Linked DNA regions of Mus musculus: region 1 is linked to region 2. A link is a loop called in an ENCODE intact Hi-C map of the cell type or tissue named here. Cell type or tissue: left cerebral cortex. All regions are shown on one strand. Each heading gives the region's core, and the rest is flanking DNA. Links, peaks and the distances in the headings are about the cores only.

The links. A loop is a pair of places that touch in the nucleus more often than their neighbours do. Peaks named below come from ENCODE experiments on the same cell type or tissue, not always from the same donor. Only the 100,000 strongest peaks of a DNase experiment are listed, where the experiment ranks them.
Region 1: it touches region 2 in a loop (2.4-fold over the local background); 1 of 42 quality-filtered maps calls a loop at or near these places.

Annotation. Positions count from the first base shown.
Region 1 is chrX:101,530,438-101,534,823 of GRCm38, forward strand. It overlaps Taf1 (TATA-box binding protein associated factor 1), which reads left to right and starts at 2,298. Exons shown (of 39, transcript NM_001290729.1): 1 at 2,298-2,564; 2 at 3,058-3,172; 3 at 3,308-3,424. The coding sequence starts at 2,385. In left cerebral cortex, for the core only: no CTCF peak of the experiment used is centred there; a DNase peak (open chromatin) is centred at 2,182; H3K4me3 peaks cover 1,389 bases; H3K27ac peaks cover 713 bases.
Region 2 is chrX:101,416,639-101,421,024 of GRCm38, forward strand. Zmym3 (zinc finger, MYM-type 3) reads right to left here and starts at 3,584. Exons shown (of 25, transcript NM_019831.3): 1 at 3,508-3,584; 2 at 1,635-2,314; 3 at 649-692; 4 at 271-343. The coding sequence starts at 2,301. In left cerebral cortex, for the core only: a CTCF peak has its summit at 2,483; DNase peaks (open chromatin) are centred at 2,496, 3,273 and 3,684; H3K4me3 peaks cover 2,754 bases; H3K27ac peaks cover 1,652 bases.

The sequences.
Region 1 (4,386 bases), core at 117-4,116, 110 kb after region 2:
TATCAGTAGCCAGCACTCACATGGGATCTGACAATTTATTCTGGCCTCTATGGCATCATATATGCATTGAGTACATAAAAACTATGCATCTACACAAATACCTGTAAAAAGAAATCTCTTTACAAAAATCAAACAAAAGCAAAACAAGCAAAACACACAAAAAGAGAAAGGGTCTGGAGAGAAGGTTCAGCGGTGAAGAGTGCTTGCTCTTGCAAAGAAACTGGGTTCACTTTCCAGAACTCACAGGACAACTTCCAGCTGTCTGTGACTCGAGTTACAGAGGATCCAATGGCCTCCTCTAGCCTCTGAAATCACCAGGTACACACACAGTGCACAAACATATTCAACAAAACATTCATATGCAAAAAAGACATTCATACACACAAAATAAAAATAAGTAAATCTTAAATTAGGAAGGGGCAGAGTATGAGTTTTAATGCATCATCATTATTTTGTTTTTTGAGACAGGGTTCAGTTCCCACCACACGCATGGCAGCTCACAACTGTCTGTAGTTGGCAGTTCCAGGGTATCTGACAGTGGCAAGCCAAGGCATATAGAATAAAGAGTGCGAGAGCTTTCTGTACAGTGGTGGCGCACGCACACCTTTAATCCCAGCACTCAGGAGGCAGAGGCAGGTGGATTTCTGAGTTCGAGGCCAGCCTGGTCTATAAAGTGAGTTCCAGGACAGCCAGGGCTGTGATAGCTTCCTGTTCTTCCTGAATCCAGTTTCTACTACTCAACATCAAGCAGCTCCAACTCCAGAGGCAGTCAACAGTTCTGGCCTCTGTGAACAACTGCACTTCAGTGCATATACCCGTGCACAGACACATACAGATCATTTCAAAAATAAATCTTAAAAAAAGAAAATGTCCCCATGTATATACTAAAGAGAGGTGATCAAATATAATCGCACGACTGAACTTGTTGGCAGAGACCTATAATTTCAGTTAGTTGGGAAGCAAAGAATGGAAAATTCAAGGCCTGGCCCAGGAAACTTAAGTGGGACTCTGCCTCAGAACAAACTAAACATGAACAAGCAAACAGGCACAAAAAATGCAAAGTAGGAACTCTGAACAGATCCTCGGTTTGGCCACAGTGAAGATGCTCCAATTCAAACAAGTCTGTGTGCCACCATGGTGATCTGAAACATGAAATATGTCCTCAGGATGGGGCTCCGGGGTTGGTGGCAGATATGTTACCTACAGAGGCACCTCACTGGTTCAATATGTCTATTTACACAAATATATAGAGTACTTAAAAAACTTTTTTTTAAAGATAGGGTTTCCCCTAGTAGCCTGGAGCTTAACTATGTATACTATGCTGGTCTTACAGAGACAATTCTTTTTTTTTTTTTTTTTTTTTTTTTTTTTTAGTTATTTCGAGACAGGGTTTCTCTGTGTAGCCCTGGCTGTCCTGGAACTCACTTTGTAGACCAGGCTGGACTCAAACTCAGAAATCCGCCTGTCTCTGCCTCCCGAGTGCTGGGATTAAAGGCGTGCGCCACCACTGCCCGGTTCAGAGACACTTCTACCTCAGGTTTCCATTCCTGGCAAAATAAGGTTATTTTTTAAGTACAGGGAATTGAATCTATGTTGGCCAGTGAGCTGTATCCCAGCCTTGTATATTTCTGTCTCTCTTTCACTTTCTCTCCCCTCTTCAACCCCCCCCCCCTTCTCCCACTCGGTTTCTTTCTTCTCTCCATGCTTTTACACATTTACACACATATATACATACATACACACACACATATATATGCATATATGTGTATGTATATATATATATATATATATACATATATATATATATATATATAGTGCTGGGAATCATATGTGCGCTTAAAAAAACTATGAAAATGTTTAATGTTTGTGAATCTTGAAGTTTCGGTTGCTCATTTTACTAAGCTTAACATTTTACCATGGGAAAATGTAAATTCAAAATAAGTAAGTAGCAGTCGTCCCCCTATCACAATTCATAGTAATGTTCCTTTGGGGAACGGCACAAACCGGAAAAGACGGCTCAAATCATTATTGTGTAGTGTGTACTGTAGCCGGTGACGCGCGGTTTCCAGAGGTCGTAGGTCACGCCGCCTCAGATCTACTTTCTTATTGGAGAAAAATCTGCCGCTCTTACCATAGCAACCAGAACGGACCCGCGCAGTTGATGGGCGGGACTGGTTTGTTTGACCAATCACCTTCCAGTTATCCAGCCTGATCTTGGGCGGACCAATCAAACACATCAAAGGAAGTAGCCATCCCGACATCAAAGGATCACGTAGGACGGCCCATCCTTCCCCCCTTTTTTTCAACTTCCGGTAGCCTCTGGTTGGGTCAGGGAGCGCTGCAAGTCACCCGTGTGCGACTGACGTATTTTTTCTTTCCCGCCCATGGGCCCGGGGTGGGCTGGGCTGCTGCAGGACAAGGGTGGCGGTAGCCCTTCCGTCGTCATGTCCGACACAGACAGCGACGAAGAGTCGGCTGGTGGAGGCCCATTTTCTCTAACTGGGTTCCTGTTCGGCAACATCAATGGAGCAGGGCAGTTGGAAGGCGAAAGCGTCTTGGATGACGTGAGTCGTGGGCCTGGGGCGGCGGGTGCTGTGGCTAGGGAGAACTGGAGACAGCGCGAGAGGGCTCAACTCGGAGGAAGGACGAAGAGGAAAAGTCTTAAGTGTCAGTCACTGATGCTGAGGTGTTGGCTTCGAAGGTAACATTCTCCTTGCCTGGTAGGAAAGATAATAGTTAACTCTAGTAAGGTTATCAGAACCGCCACTGTGGAAGGCCTTCTTAAAGACCCTTGGAACTCTGCTTTTTCTGGCTTTTGCTGATCCTAATGGCTCCAAAGCCAGGACTACGGATGGAACGTGTGTTGTTCGGAACTGATCTGTATGGAATTTAGCAGATTTCCTATATAGTTCTTGAATGTGATGTTTCTTTGAGCAGCACTTCATGAAATAATTTCTCAGATGGATTTGTGACTTTGTTATGAGCAAGGGAAATATACTTGTGTAGGACCTTCAGGTTTAGTTGTTATTTTCGACCCTCATGCTGTCCCCTTTTCAGGAGTGCAAGAAGCATCTTGCGGGCTTGGGGGCTTTGGGTCTTGGCAGCCTGATCACTGAACTCACAGCAAATGAAGAATTGTCCGGGAGTGATGGTGCCCTGGTAAATGATGAAGGTAAAGTGTGGGCCATGGGGAGGACAGTGTGGGTGGGGGGAGGAGATTAGCCTGTTGTACGCTTTTCAGTGGGGATTTTCTAAGGAAGTGATAATTACTTGCTTTCTCTTGAGACGTCTCCCTTTTTATCCATAGGATGGATTAGGAGTAGAGAGGATGCTGTGGACTATTCTGACATCAACGAGGTGGCAGAAGATGAAAGTAGAAGATACCAGCAGACAATGGGAAGCTTGCAACCCCTTTGCCACACAGGTGATTCTCTCTCCGCCCCCCCCCCCCCTTCTTGTTTTCTAGCAATGGGTCTTTCAACATAGCCCTGCCTGACCTGGAACTCATTATGCATGCAAGATTGTCCCAAACTCATAGAGATGCATTTGCCTCTGTTTCCCAAGTGCTAGGATTAGACATGTTCCCCACTACGCTTGGTATTCTTTAATGTTGCAAAATTGGCAGTTTAGTACATTTTCTTCCTGAATAAGTCTGTTTTGGGCTCTGTCTTGTATATTTAATCTCTGCCATTGTTCTTGCCTGCCAATACATTTGCTCTGTATGCTGTTTCCACTGTCAATTCAGTGCCAAGTAGTAGGTATTCTCTTACCAAATTCAAGCTTTTATTTTTATAATGTTCGGTCTCAAATTGTTGATTAATGACAAGGGTGAAAATGATTTCTTGTCATCTCATATATTTTAGTGCCTGTAGATTTGATATAACTATTCTTATATGCTTTTCAAAGTTAAAGATGAAAACAAACCCACTCTTTGCCCTTAAGATTTTAAGATTAAGAAGGGTTATGTTTATAATCTCATGTCAATGAGCAAATGTATTTTGACTCAAATCATTCCCCTATTATACTTCTTTTTCTTCAAAACATAAGTATTTTCCCTGCTGTATTTTAGAATAACAGTCTCAGAATCGGAAGAGGTTTATTTGTTTGGCCTCTGCCTCTGGAGTGTTGGGATTAAAGTCTTGTATCACCACACTCTGCTTTTATTTTCTATTTTTGAAACTTTTAGGCCTCAAAATTGATTACGTAGCTGAGGTTTGTTTTGGAACTCCTTTGATATTCCTGCTTCTACCTATCAAGTTTTGGGATTATAGACATTCGTAACTTGGGAGAGATTTTTAAAATTTTTATTTATTATTTATTATATGTAAGTACAATGTAGCTGTCTTCAGACACTCCAGAATAGGGAGTCAGATCTCATTATAGATG
Region 2 (4,386 bases), core at 304-4,303:
TACAATATTCAGGAGAGGAAGGGAGGTTCTAAGAGAGAAGACTGGGGACAGGGACAGTATAGTTGAAACTTACTATTCTTACTGTTCTTCTTTTCAATTTTCCCCCACTACCATTTGGTTCCCATGCCAACCCACAGCAGAGACAGGCACTTCTCTTTCTGCAGAGAGGAACTACAGGGGCCAGAAGACCCATGCCCTGTCCTAATCCCACCTTCAAGCTCTTCTGTGCACCTGGAATTCCCAGGTCCCGCTTCCTCCAATCCTACTTACTGCTCTCAGTGGAGTCCACAACCTCAGGCTTTGGAGGTTCTGCTCTTCTAACGCGCTCGCTTCTCTTCTGTACCTTGGAAAGAGGGGCGGGGGGTTGGGGGGGAAAGCTGACACTAGTGGCAGGCTAACTGGAGTTCGAGGTTTGGGGTGGGGACAGGAGATGGAAGGTGAGGTGAGAGACTTGGGACCCTTGGCCCAGCCCTAAAGAGAAGGTGAAAATGGGGAGCTGGACTTCATTCTAAGAATCAGTAAACACGGGAGTTCCTCCCTTCTCTGACTCTGACAGCACCCCCCCAACATCTGGGAGGAAAATGAGGGTTCTCTCCTTCTTAGAGCTATAGGGGGAACTAGACTCTTTCCAATCCCCTCCCCCCTCACCCTCTCAGGCGGCTTCTCAATCTCCTTCCCAGTCAGGCCATCTCCTGCAAAGGAAGCAAGAAGGTAGCCTAAGTCTTGAGCCTGTCCAGGGCCGTCCAGGGCCGGCCCCCACCTCCATTCCTGGGGAACAATTTACTCCAAACTGAATGGGAAAACTTGAGTGCCTGTGGCTTCTAACCCTTTCAGGGTTACCTCAGACTTGGTACTATGGTGAAAATGGGGAGGGTATGTGTGCAGCTATTCTCCATGAGATAAAACGTATTCTCTTACCCCTCCAATCATTTCTGTCCCACTGTGCATGAAGAATTTATATTTTACCAACAAAAACAAATGTAACCACTTAAAAGGAGCAAGAAGGGGAAAGCCCATCAATGTATGGGTAGGTCCCTCTGGACTTTGGTGAGATATAAGATATATCAGTTTACCTATCTGAAGACCCTTATCACAGGCTAGAGGAGATATAGCACTAGGTAGATTCAGGGAGAAACTAGAGCTTCAAGTCTAGATCGCCCCTCCCCTATCAGAGATGCAATCCTAGATCCTGCCTCTCTACCATTACCCTGAAATCGGTATGCTGTTAGGGGGCTTCAGAGAGGAGTTACCATCCATCAATCCCAGAAACTCCACTCCTATTTAGAATCAAACAGCTGGAAAAATCATAGAGCCTAGAAGCCTGCTATTTTCCTTCAAACCCTGAAGGAAGGACCCTGGTACTGGAAACCCATTGGGGCTATGAGAAAGGGAACCTCTGCCATCCAATCCATTCCCTCACACTACCCCATTTATCCTGCGCAGCCCCTCCATGCCTCCCACCCCTGTTTTCCACAATCTTCACCACACCCCACTCCTCCTTCAGCACACAGAGCCCTGCTCTAATCTTCCCAGCCTCCTGTCCCCTCCTCCTCCACTTCTCAAAGCACAGAGCCAGCCCTCCTGACCACCACCCTTTCTTTCCCCAGGCCCCTCCAAACGGTTAGGTGACCTACCTGGCAACGAAGGATGTGCAGTAGGGGTACATACCCCAGGTTTGCTCTGAGAACTGTTGATGCCATCCCCCAGAGTCTCTCCCACTGAAGGGCTAGGGGGTGCATTGGGGCTCTGTGGCTGCCCTTGGGTATGCTCCTCCTCCTGCCCAGGGGAGCCCCTTCTCCTTGTAGCTAAGGGGGGTATCTCCTCTTCAATATGAGGAGACTCCAGGATTATTGGAGAATCTGGAGCCAAAGGTTCTAGTAGCCCCTCAGGTGAAGGGGGACTAGCCCCAGCCCCTGGATCAGGTGGCATCACCTCAGGGGTTTGACACCCTGGTCCAGGCTCTAGGGTCTGCTCCCCCGAATCCCATGCAAGGGTTCCCTCAGGACCATGGTCCACCTCTGGGGGAGAAGGGGCTTTATAGAGTAGCCCCCCCAGCCCCAGTAGCTCAGTGGCTCCATCCAGAACTCCTCCAGGGTCCTTCTCCAGGCCAGAAGGGGTATCAAGCAGGTCCAGGGCTCCAGAGGATGGAGACGGACCTGGGGGAGCCCATCCTCGACTTGGGGCAGTCTGAGATTCCAGCAGATCCTCTCCAAATTCCATGTCTACTGGAAGGTCTCCAGCCAGGGGCTTCTCTGGCAGGGTCAATGGGTCAAATGGACTGGGGAAATCACTGGGGTCCATGGCTGGGTATGGGCTGCAGATCGGAAGAGGGGGCAGTAGAGGTGGTCTTAGCCTGAATTTCTTATGTCGGCTGTGGGACACACCCCGTCCGTCATCCACTTGGATTTCTCATTAGCAGCCGCCCCCCACAGCCGATAGGCATTTCCACAGGCTTCAGGCTCAATGTCCACTCCCCCCCCAATACAGCGCCCTCTGTGGGGAGTGGCGTTCCCTGCCCTGGCCCCGTGCCCACACTCGCCAGGCAGTTGGTCTCTAACCCGCCCGACACCCCCCACGGAGACTCGTAGCTCCTTCCTCCCTACCTCTCACACACCCCCCACCTCAGACTCAACGCCCCCTCACATTTTCCCGTGCCTGCCGCAGCCAGAAACCTTTCCCGCTCCGGCGACCTCAGCCCCTGGTCCCTTCTCACTCCCCCCCAAAAGCCCCCCAGGTCTCCAGTCTCTCCCCATCCTCTCCAGCCCCAGCGCCCCTCCCCGCGGAGCCCGTCCTCTCTCAGCCCTTCCCCGCCCCCACAAACTGCTCTTCCTAACCGTCTCCCCCCCACTCGGTTACCTTTCAGGGTGGACCACTTCCTCAGCCCCGTCCCCCCTTTCCTACTGCACCCCTAGTCCTTCCCTTCTCCTGTTGCCCACCCCCCACCTCAGGCATTTACAGGAAGACATTTTGGAGCTACGATTCCTGCTCAAACCCCCCTCCCGGCTACTGCGAGATCCCGCCTGCAGGTTCGGTTCGGCTTGAACAGACCCGACCCCTACCTGAGGCAGGGTTAGAGTAACCGCTACAAGCCTAGAACTGCAGACAGCAACGGCCCCGCGCTCCTTCTCCACCTCCCTCCCTAGCAGCCGGGACAGGGGTCGCGGCCCCTTTAAATGGCAGCGCCGCTTGCAGCGCTGAGCGCTCTGCACCAGGCAGGCGGGCGGTGCCAGCGACCAATCCCATTGGCTGGCTGGAGGAGGGGGCTCGCGAGACAGCGCCGGCCCCCGGCGCGAGACTCCCAGCCCAGTGGCCGCCTGGAAATTGCGGAGTGGAGTGCCGTCACTGGGGATGGAGCGTGAGCCCCCGCCCGGGGCCCCGTTAGTTGAGGAAAAGATAGCCTCTGGAGCTTTGGAGCCCGCCCCCGGGGAAGGCGGCGCCCCCTCTCCACCGAAGGGCCTAGTACACTAAATACACAAAAAAAGGAAGAAAAACCCCACATCTACGCACCTGCTTTCCTTACCTGGCTCAAGAGCCTGGCCCCGTCACACCCGTGCCCGCCCTATCTCCAGAGCCCACTCTACCCGTGATCCCCTCCTCTCATTCAAATGGTTCCCGGTCCCCTCCCCCTCCCCGTGGCTCTCCGCTTCCCACTCGTGTTCCCCCCAGCGTCCCCCCTCAGCACTCCCTACCTACGCCATGCAGCAGACGCCTGCCAAGATTACCCTCCCCCATCCCCACCTCTCCGGGGCCCGGCCCCCCGGGCGACTGTTGGGGTAGTGACAGCGGAGAATGGGGGAGGCAAAGACCCAACCCTCAAGTGCCCCTCCTCCCCTTGTCTGCAACCTCAGCCCCCACTTCCAACCTGTCTAAGAGTCGTAGTTATGGGGTGTCTTAAGCTTACCCTTGCCAGTTAAATGGTTCTGGCTTAGTGACAACGCCTATGCAGTAACGGTTACTGCCTGGTGACCCCCCCCCCCAAAGCAGGTTCTGCAAGGCTACACCCCCGTCTCCCTCCATGGCCTTCGGTTAAGTTCTGGGATCATTGCACTGAATCCTCCTGTAGGAGCTTGAATTTTCTCTTGAATAGTTTTGGTCATCAGAAGCCCCCCACCCACCCATCCACTTGCACACACACACACAGACACACACAAACACTGTCCTTCCCTTTTCCCTCTTTTTCTGTTCTTGTAGGTCTCTCCCTCACAGTCTCTTTGCGTCTCTGCCTCCTGAGAGCACTCAAACACAGCCTCCAGGGATCGTACTAGATGGTGGGCGTGGCTGTGATTAAGGCTTGAGAAGTAGGGTAGGGGTAGGGGTCACTAATACTAGGTCTACTGCCTTAAAAGAATAGGTGGCAGTGTTCATTCTCAGGCCTCATGACAGAAC